Linked DNA regions of Mus musculus: region 2 is linked to region 1. A link is a contact called in ENCODE Hi-C data. All regions are on one chromosome and are shown on one strand. The core of a region is the stretch at or near the end of the contact, and the rest is flanking DNA. Distances in the headings are between cores, read along the strand shown.

The links. Hi-C counts contacts between places; a loop is a spot of excess contacts on that map.
Region 2: a map of heart shows a loop between it and region 1 (2.6-fold over the local background). The contact joins the promoter of Pde3a here to the enhancer-like site in region 1. A Hi-C loop is called at or near these places in 1 of 37 maps with a recorded cell type or tissue (heart).

What each region holds. Positions count from the first base shown.
Region 1 is chr6:141,039,846-141,043,326 of GRCm38, forward strand. It overlaps Gm30524 (a long non-coding RNA gene), which reads left to right. Exons shown (of 4, transcript XR_869563.2): 3 at 2,184-2,318; 4 at 2,449-3,481. Among named protein-coding and RNA genes, the nearest start is that of Gm30524, 86 kb to the left of the region's middle. Within about 2 kb of position 2,231, at least 1 of the 3 ENCODE cell types and tissues checked has a DNase peak (open chromatin) inside an H3K27ac peak, as active enhancers do; it is heart, where a contact is called at or near this core.
Region 2 is chr6:141,247,552-141,251,063 of GRCm38, forward strand. Pde3a (phosphodiesterase 3A, cGMP inhibited) reads left to right here and starts at 1,718. Exons shown (of 16, transcript NM_018779.2): 1 at 1,718-2,992. The coding sequence starts at 2,039. Gm28523 (a long non-coding RNA gene) reads right to left here and starts at 3,104. Exons shown (of 2, transcript XR_378118.4): 1 at 1,626-3,104; 2 at 1-123.

The DNA of each region.
Region 1 (3,481 bases), core at 981-3,480:
TATCTCACTATACTAAGTTTCTGGGCTAATATCCACTTATCAGTGAGTACATATCATTTGAGTTCTTTTGTGATTGTGTTACCTCACTCAGGATGATGCCCTCCAGGTCCAACCATTTGCCTAGGAATTTCACAAATTCATTCTTTTTAATAGCTGAGTAGTACTCCATTGTGTAAATGTACCACATTTTCTGTATCCATTCCTCTGTTGAGGGGCATCTGGGTTCTTTCCAGCTTCTGGCTATTACAGATAAGGCTGCTATGAACATAGTGGAGCATGTGTCCTTCTTACTAGTTGGGACATCTTCTGGATATATGCCCAGGAGAGGTATTGTGGGATCCTCCGGTAGTACTATGTCCAATTTTCTGAGGAACCACCAGACTGATTTCCAGAGTGGTTGTACAAGCTTGCAATCCCACCAACAATGGAGGAGTGTTCCTCTTTCTCCACATCCTCGCCAGCATCTGCTGACACCTGAATTTTTTATCTTAGCCATTCTGACTGGTGTGAGATGTAATCTCAAGGCTGTTTTGATTTGCATTTCTCTGATGATTAAGGATGTTGAACATTTTTTCAGGTGCTTCTCAGCCATTCGGTATTCCTCGGGTGAGAATTCTTTGTTTAGCTCGGAGCCCCATCTTTTAAGGGGGTTATTTGATTTTCTGGAGTCCACCCTCTTGAGTTCTTTATATATATTGGATATTAGTCCCCTATCTGATTTAAGACAGGTAAAGATCCTTTCCCAATCTGTTGGTGGCCTTTTTGTCTTATTGACGGTGTCTTTTGCCTTGCAGAAGCTTTGCAGTTTCATGAGGTCCCATTTACAGCACAAGCCATTGCTGTTCTATTCAGGAATTTTTCCCCTGTGCCCATATCTTCGAGGCTTTTCCCCACTTTCTCCTCTATAAGTTTCAGTGTCTCTGGTTTTATGTGAAGTTCCTTGATCCACTTAGATTTGACCTTAGTACAAGTAGATAGGAATGGATCAATTCTCATTCTTCTACATGATAACAACCAGTTGTGCCAGCACCATTTGTTGAAAATGCTGTCTTTCTTCCACTGAATGGTTTTAGCTCACTTGTCGAAGATCAAGTGACCATAGGTGTGTGGGTTCATTTCTGGGTCTTCAATTCTATTCCATTGGTCTACTTGTCTGTCTCTATACCAGTACCATGCAGTTTTTATAACAATTGCTCTGTAGTAAAGCTTTAGGCCAGGCATGGTGATTCCACCAGAGGTACTTTTATCCTTGAGAAGAGTTTTTGCTATCCTAGGTTTTTTGTTATTCCAGATGAATTCGCAGATTGCTCTTTCTAATTCGTTGAAGAATTGAGTTGGAATTTTGATGGGGTTTGCATTGAATCTGTAGATTGCTTTTGGCAAGATAAGCTCAATATTTTTTAATTTTACATCTACTTATTTTCACACACACACACACACACACACACACACACACACACACACACACACACACGAGGTGCCACAGTACGTGTTACAGGAGTCAGTTCTCTCATTTTGCCATGTGAGTTGAACTCAGGCCATCAGTCTTGGTAGCTAACACCCACTGATCCATCCGTCTCACTGGACCCAAGCTCTGTTAACTTCTGATGGGTGTCACAGGGCTGAATGGGAGTTTAGTCACGGACATCCAGGCGTCTGTCCTCCTTCAGTGTGTTTTCCTCTGATGCTGGCTGGGCATTGGATACAATCACTGTTTGTAGGGAAGGAGGATGGCCTGGAGCCTGCACTGTTCGGTTTTCTGGTCTGGTTTTCCGCTGTCACCCACACCCACATCAGTAGCTGAGCAATCTGTATCTTATCAGTACAGCTATGCAGCTTATCTGAGGACAGCCAGAGAGTGAGGAGAGCATTGCCAGGAAAAAAAAATTATACTTTTAGATTAATTCTCTCTTGGAAAACAAAAACAAAACAACAGAAGTTCATTATTCACAGCCAGGGAATCCAAATTCCAGAAATTTGGCCATACTGGGCGGGGAAATGGGGTGTGGGTGGGGGAGGCAGGTTTTAGCTTCCACTGACCTACTCTGGGAATGTCCTCAGTAGAGTTGCTTCTGGGAGAGACAGATTTTCGCTAGACATGTGTTACATTTAACATGGTGAAAACAGGGTGTAAACCTTTGTATCCTATTCTTCCTGCTGGATGCACTCCTTTTGTTTTGAAGGAGTAAATGCTAACAGTTACCACACAGCTGCTTGTGCAAACTATAGACGATAGAGTCTGGAGTTCGGCAGACCAGCCAAAACGCCACGGTTGCCTCCTGATGACCTACATCTGCTCTCTGCCTGGAGCCAATAATGTGAGTGAGTCAGAGATAAACATGCCTCTTCGGTCAACAGCAGCCCCTTTCCCTTCATTTTAGGGATGGCTGGGACGTTAGCGCTAAGACAGTGTAATAAATATGTATTTTTTTCTTTCGTTGCCTAAAGGCAAGCAGTATTTTCATCACGAAGCATCTAGAGAGAAAAGATTTCACAACTTCCTAGAGCACATTCAAGCTCCCACTGTGTCCTCTGGCGCCATCGATAAATCCCTCTTATTCGTCTGACTTCAGCCTGCGCACCACAGAGGTGGGTATAACTCTCCCTCCCTGCCCTTCGTGTTGTAACTGACTGTGAAGTCACAGCTGGCATGGGGTTTCCAAAAGCATCACAGCCCAGCAAAATGGCTGGGAGAGTAGACCCTTGCTGCCAAGCTAGATGACCTGAGTTTGTTCTCTGGGAACCATGTGATGAAAGAAAATATAAAACTGACTACTAAGGGTTGTTCTCTGACCACCACATGCATACTGTGGTACACATGTGTGCACACATTCGCAGAGTAAGTAAATAATTGTAACTAAAATTTGAAATGTAATGACCAGAGGTGTTTCCTCATGCCTGCAATTCAAGCACCCAGGAGGCAGAGGCAGGAGGATTGTTAAGAGGTTAAATTTAGCTTGGGCTTACATACATATTGAGTTTAAGGCACGTCTCGGCAACTTTCTAAGACACTGAAAAAACACTGTGAAAATCATGAAGATGTATTTGCAAATGAGATAAAGAGGGCTAATGCTGGTAACTTAACTGTATGAAAATACTGTTTACATATGTGTTGTCCTCAGATGTGCACAGATAAGCTCTGACATCTGTAAGTACTTAGGCAGAACACAAACGAATGAACAAACAAACAAACAAACAAAAACTACCAGTTTTGTTTTGTTTTTGTTTTGTTAAGAAATTTACTTAGCACTTTAAAATTTTAGCTAGACTTTTAACTGAAACAAAATCTTAAAAAAATTACACATTCTTATTGGACACACTGGGGTAGGTGTACATTGTGTGTTCATTGAATAAGTAAACACATTTGTGCCCTCAAATGCTTGTCATTTCTTGGGACACATTCAAAGTCTCTCTCATAGGTTTTGAGAGTATGGTACATTGTGTCTCTATGTGGTTGCCTGACGTGCAATACCAGAGTGTC
Region 2 (3,512 bases), core at 468-2,967, 210 kb after region 1:
CCACCAGATGTGGGTGCTGGGAACTCCTTGGGTTCTCTGAAAGAGCAGTAGGGGCTCTTGATTGCTGAGCCATCTCTCTATTCCTTTCTCATCTTTTTATTCTTCTCACTCTATATTTCCTGCCTGTATGAAAAACAAACAAACAAACAAACAAAAAAAAAACTGGCTTTGTGCACTAGGTAACTCTGAGATTCTTCCATAGACTAGAATAGGTAGAGGTAGAGAAACACTAAGAAAAGCATGTTTGGGCCTTCAAGATGTCTCAGTGGGTAGCAGGGAAGGTGTTTACCATTAAGCTTAAAGACCTTAGCTTAGTCCTCTGGGCCTTGGAAAGGAGAGAGCTGACTCCCTTGAGTTGTCTTGTGATCTCTCACACAGACTTACACAAATAATTAAAATGTAGCTTTAAAAGATGGGCGTGGCTTCTCTGTGGCAAACAGACCTTCCACCTGGAGCAGAGTGTGAATGAGCCTTTGAGATGGGTTTCCAGCTATCCTGAGGGAGGGCACACTCTCATGCCCAGGATCTTCTCCTGGTTAAAAGCTCAGACAGAAGTGCCATTTTTCAAGAACATGAGCTAGCATGCAAGCTTTCATCCCTCAGAGCCATCCACAAATCCCAGCATCAGGGCTGCCAGGACCACCCCCACCCACCCCCTCTCTTTAGCTGGTAGGACCCATCTCTAGAAATGGAGTAGTCCAGCCCTGAGCAATAACTGCCATGCTTGAGCCTAGGGAGTTCCTAGGGAGTTCCCTTAAAACCCAGCAAGAGGCAGAACTGTGGCCCCTGCAGAGGCCTCTCTTGGAGTTTTAAGCACTCAGTTCCACTGTTTTCTCCCTTGCAAAAACAGCAGCCACCATGCATCAAAAGGAAAGATGATTATTTAAAGAAAAACAAGAAAAGGGCCTCACTTTCTTCCTGTTCCTACCGGTTACTCACCAGCTCACGGATCTCCCTCCTCCTCTCTGATACTGCAGCCTCTCCTCACACTGTGTTCTTGGGTGAAACTTAGCAACTTCTGCAATAGGTCTCAGTTCTTCTCTCTCTCCTTCCTTCCTCTCTCCCTTCCTTCCTTCCTTCCTTCCTTCCTTCCTTCCTTCCTTTCCTCCCTCCCCCTCTCTTCTCTCTCTCTCTCTCTCTCTCTCTCTCTCTCTCTCTCTCTCTCTCTCTCTCTCTCTCTCTCTCCTTCCTTCCTTCCTTCCTTCTTCCCTTTCATCCTACTTTTTGTCATGAACTGGGTAGAGAGGCTGGAAGGCTCTGCTTCCTACCTCTGCAAAACAAGGGGTCTGCATCCTGGGGCATCGCCCAAGCTCGGGGTGGGGGTGGGGTGAGGTCCGCCAAGGAGAGCAAGCGGGCGAGAGAGAGGAGAGATAAAGAGGAAAATTGGGAGAGGTAAAGAAAGAAAGGGGGAGGGGGAAAAAGGGGAGGAGGGAGAGGGAAGAGTCGGAGGGAGTGGGGAGACGGAGGGGGAGGGAGGGAGGGAGGGAGAGAGAGGGGAGAGAGAGAGAGAGAGAGAGAGAGAGAGAGAGAGAGAGAGAGAGAGAGAGAGAGAGAGAATGAATAAGAGAATATGCTGCGGGGGGGGGGGGAGTGAGGGAAGGGGGAAGGGGAGGTCAGACACCTACCGTCCCTGAACGCCCAAGGATGGCCTGAGCTCGCCCAGTGCCCCAGCCTGCCTCAGCATCAGCGGTCCCTGAGCACTCAGTGAGTTGAGCAAGTGTTAAAATCCCGAAGTAGGAAGAGACCCCGCAGGGTATAAACTCTGGCTGAGGGTGGAGCGGAGGACTTTTAAGAGAGAAAGGAAAGGAGAGAGGGAGAGGGAGAGGGAGAGAGAGAGAGAGAAAGAGAAAAGGAGAGGAGTGGGGGTTGAAAATTCCAAGGCTGATCCTGCTAGCTGCCAACTTGAAGTCTTCAGCTCGCACTCTTGAGTTCTCTGCAAGGCTGAAACTTCGCGTAGATCCGGAAGAAGTGATTCCGAGAGTGGGCTCGAGAAGAGCGCGGACGCGCGAGTGGGACGGGTGGGGGTTGTCCGCAGAGCATGGCAGTGCGGGGCGAGGCCGCCCAAGACCTAGCCAAGCCGGGCCTCGGAGGGGCGAGTCCCGCCCGTGTGGCAAGAGGGAACCACCGCCATCGTGGCGAGTCCTCTCCATCCCCTCGGGGCTCCGGCTGTTGTTGGAGAGCCCTGGCGCTGCAGCCGCTCCGGCGCTCGCCTCAACTCTCCTCGGCGCTGTGCGCGGGCTCCCTGTCCGTGCTGCTGGCGCTGCTGGTGAGGCTGGTCGGCGGGGAGGTCGGAGGCGAGCTGGAGAAGAGTCAGGAGGCGGCGGCCGAGGAGGAGGAGGAGGAAGGAGCCCGAGGGGGCGTCTTCCCGGGCCCTCGGGGAGGTGCTCCCGGGGGCGGCGCGCAGCTCAGCCCTTGGCTGCAGCCGGCCGCGCTGCTCTTCAGTCTCCTGTGCGCCTTCTTCTGGATGGGCTTGTGCCTGCTGCGCGCCGGGGTGCGCCTGCCTCTGGCCGTCGCGCTGTTGGCCGCCTGCTGCGCCGGGGAAGCGCTGGTGCAGCTCTCCTTGGGCGTGGGGGACGGTCGCCTGCTGTCGCTGCCCGCCGCGGGGGTCCTGCTCAGCTGCCTAGGTGGCGCGACATGGCTGGTGCTGAGGCTGAGGCTGGGCGTCCTCATGGTCGCCTGGACTAGCGTGCTTAGGACGGTGGCCCTGGTTTCTCTGGAGAGGTTCAAGGTCGCCTGGAGACCTTACCTGGCATACTTGGCGGCCGTGCTTGGGCTGCTGCTGGCCAGGTACGCCGAGCAGATCCTGCCGCAGTGCTCCGGGCCGGCTCCGCCCAGGGAGCGGTTTGGGTCCCAGTTGAGCGCGAGGACCAAGGAAGAGATTCCGGGGTGGAAGAGGAGGAGGCGGTCCAGCTCGGTGGTGGCCGGCGAGATGTCCGGCTGCAGTGGCAAGTCTCACCGGAGGACCTCCCTGCCCTGCATACCCAGGGAGCAGGTAAGCTGGGGCTGCGCCTTTGGGGTTGCTCCTGGGAAACTTGAAACAGTCAAAGTGCAGGGAGTGGGGCGCAAGCGGCCGGGAAGCCAGCCTGCCAAACAGTAAAACTTTACACTGTACTAAGAAAGATTTCTTTTTTCTTTTTCTTTTTTGCCCGTTCTCTGTCCCTTGGAGTAGTTTACAGCCAGAACAACAGAAAACAGGAAAAAGTAAAAAACAGAGTGGCCTTACCCAGACTTCCACAGCTGGGCCCTGTTTTCAAATCTCCTACACCTGGTTTTTGAGTCCCTGCGTTTCTTGAAGCATTTCTGCCCTCCCTGAATTTTTGGAAGTTATTTATTTATTGCAAGTGGCTTTCAGCACGTGCGTCTTCTATATTTCTGTGTCTTTAAAGAGATAATAATTTTTTTTTCTTATCAAGTGCCAGGTAAACAGTTACAAAAACTAGTAAGGAAGTTTCAGTAGCCAGGCAGGCATCCTGGATGGTCAGAGGCTGGACTCGCACTCCTGTTTTCGCAGT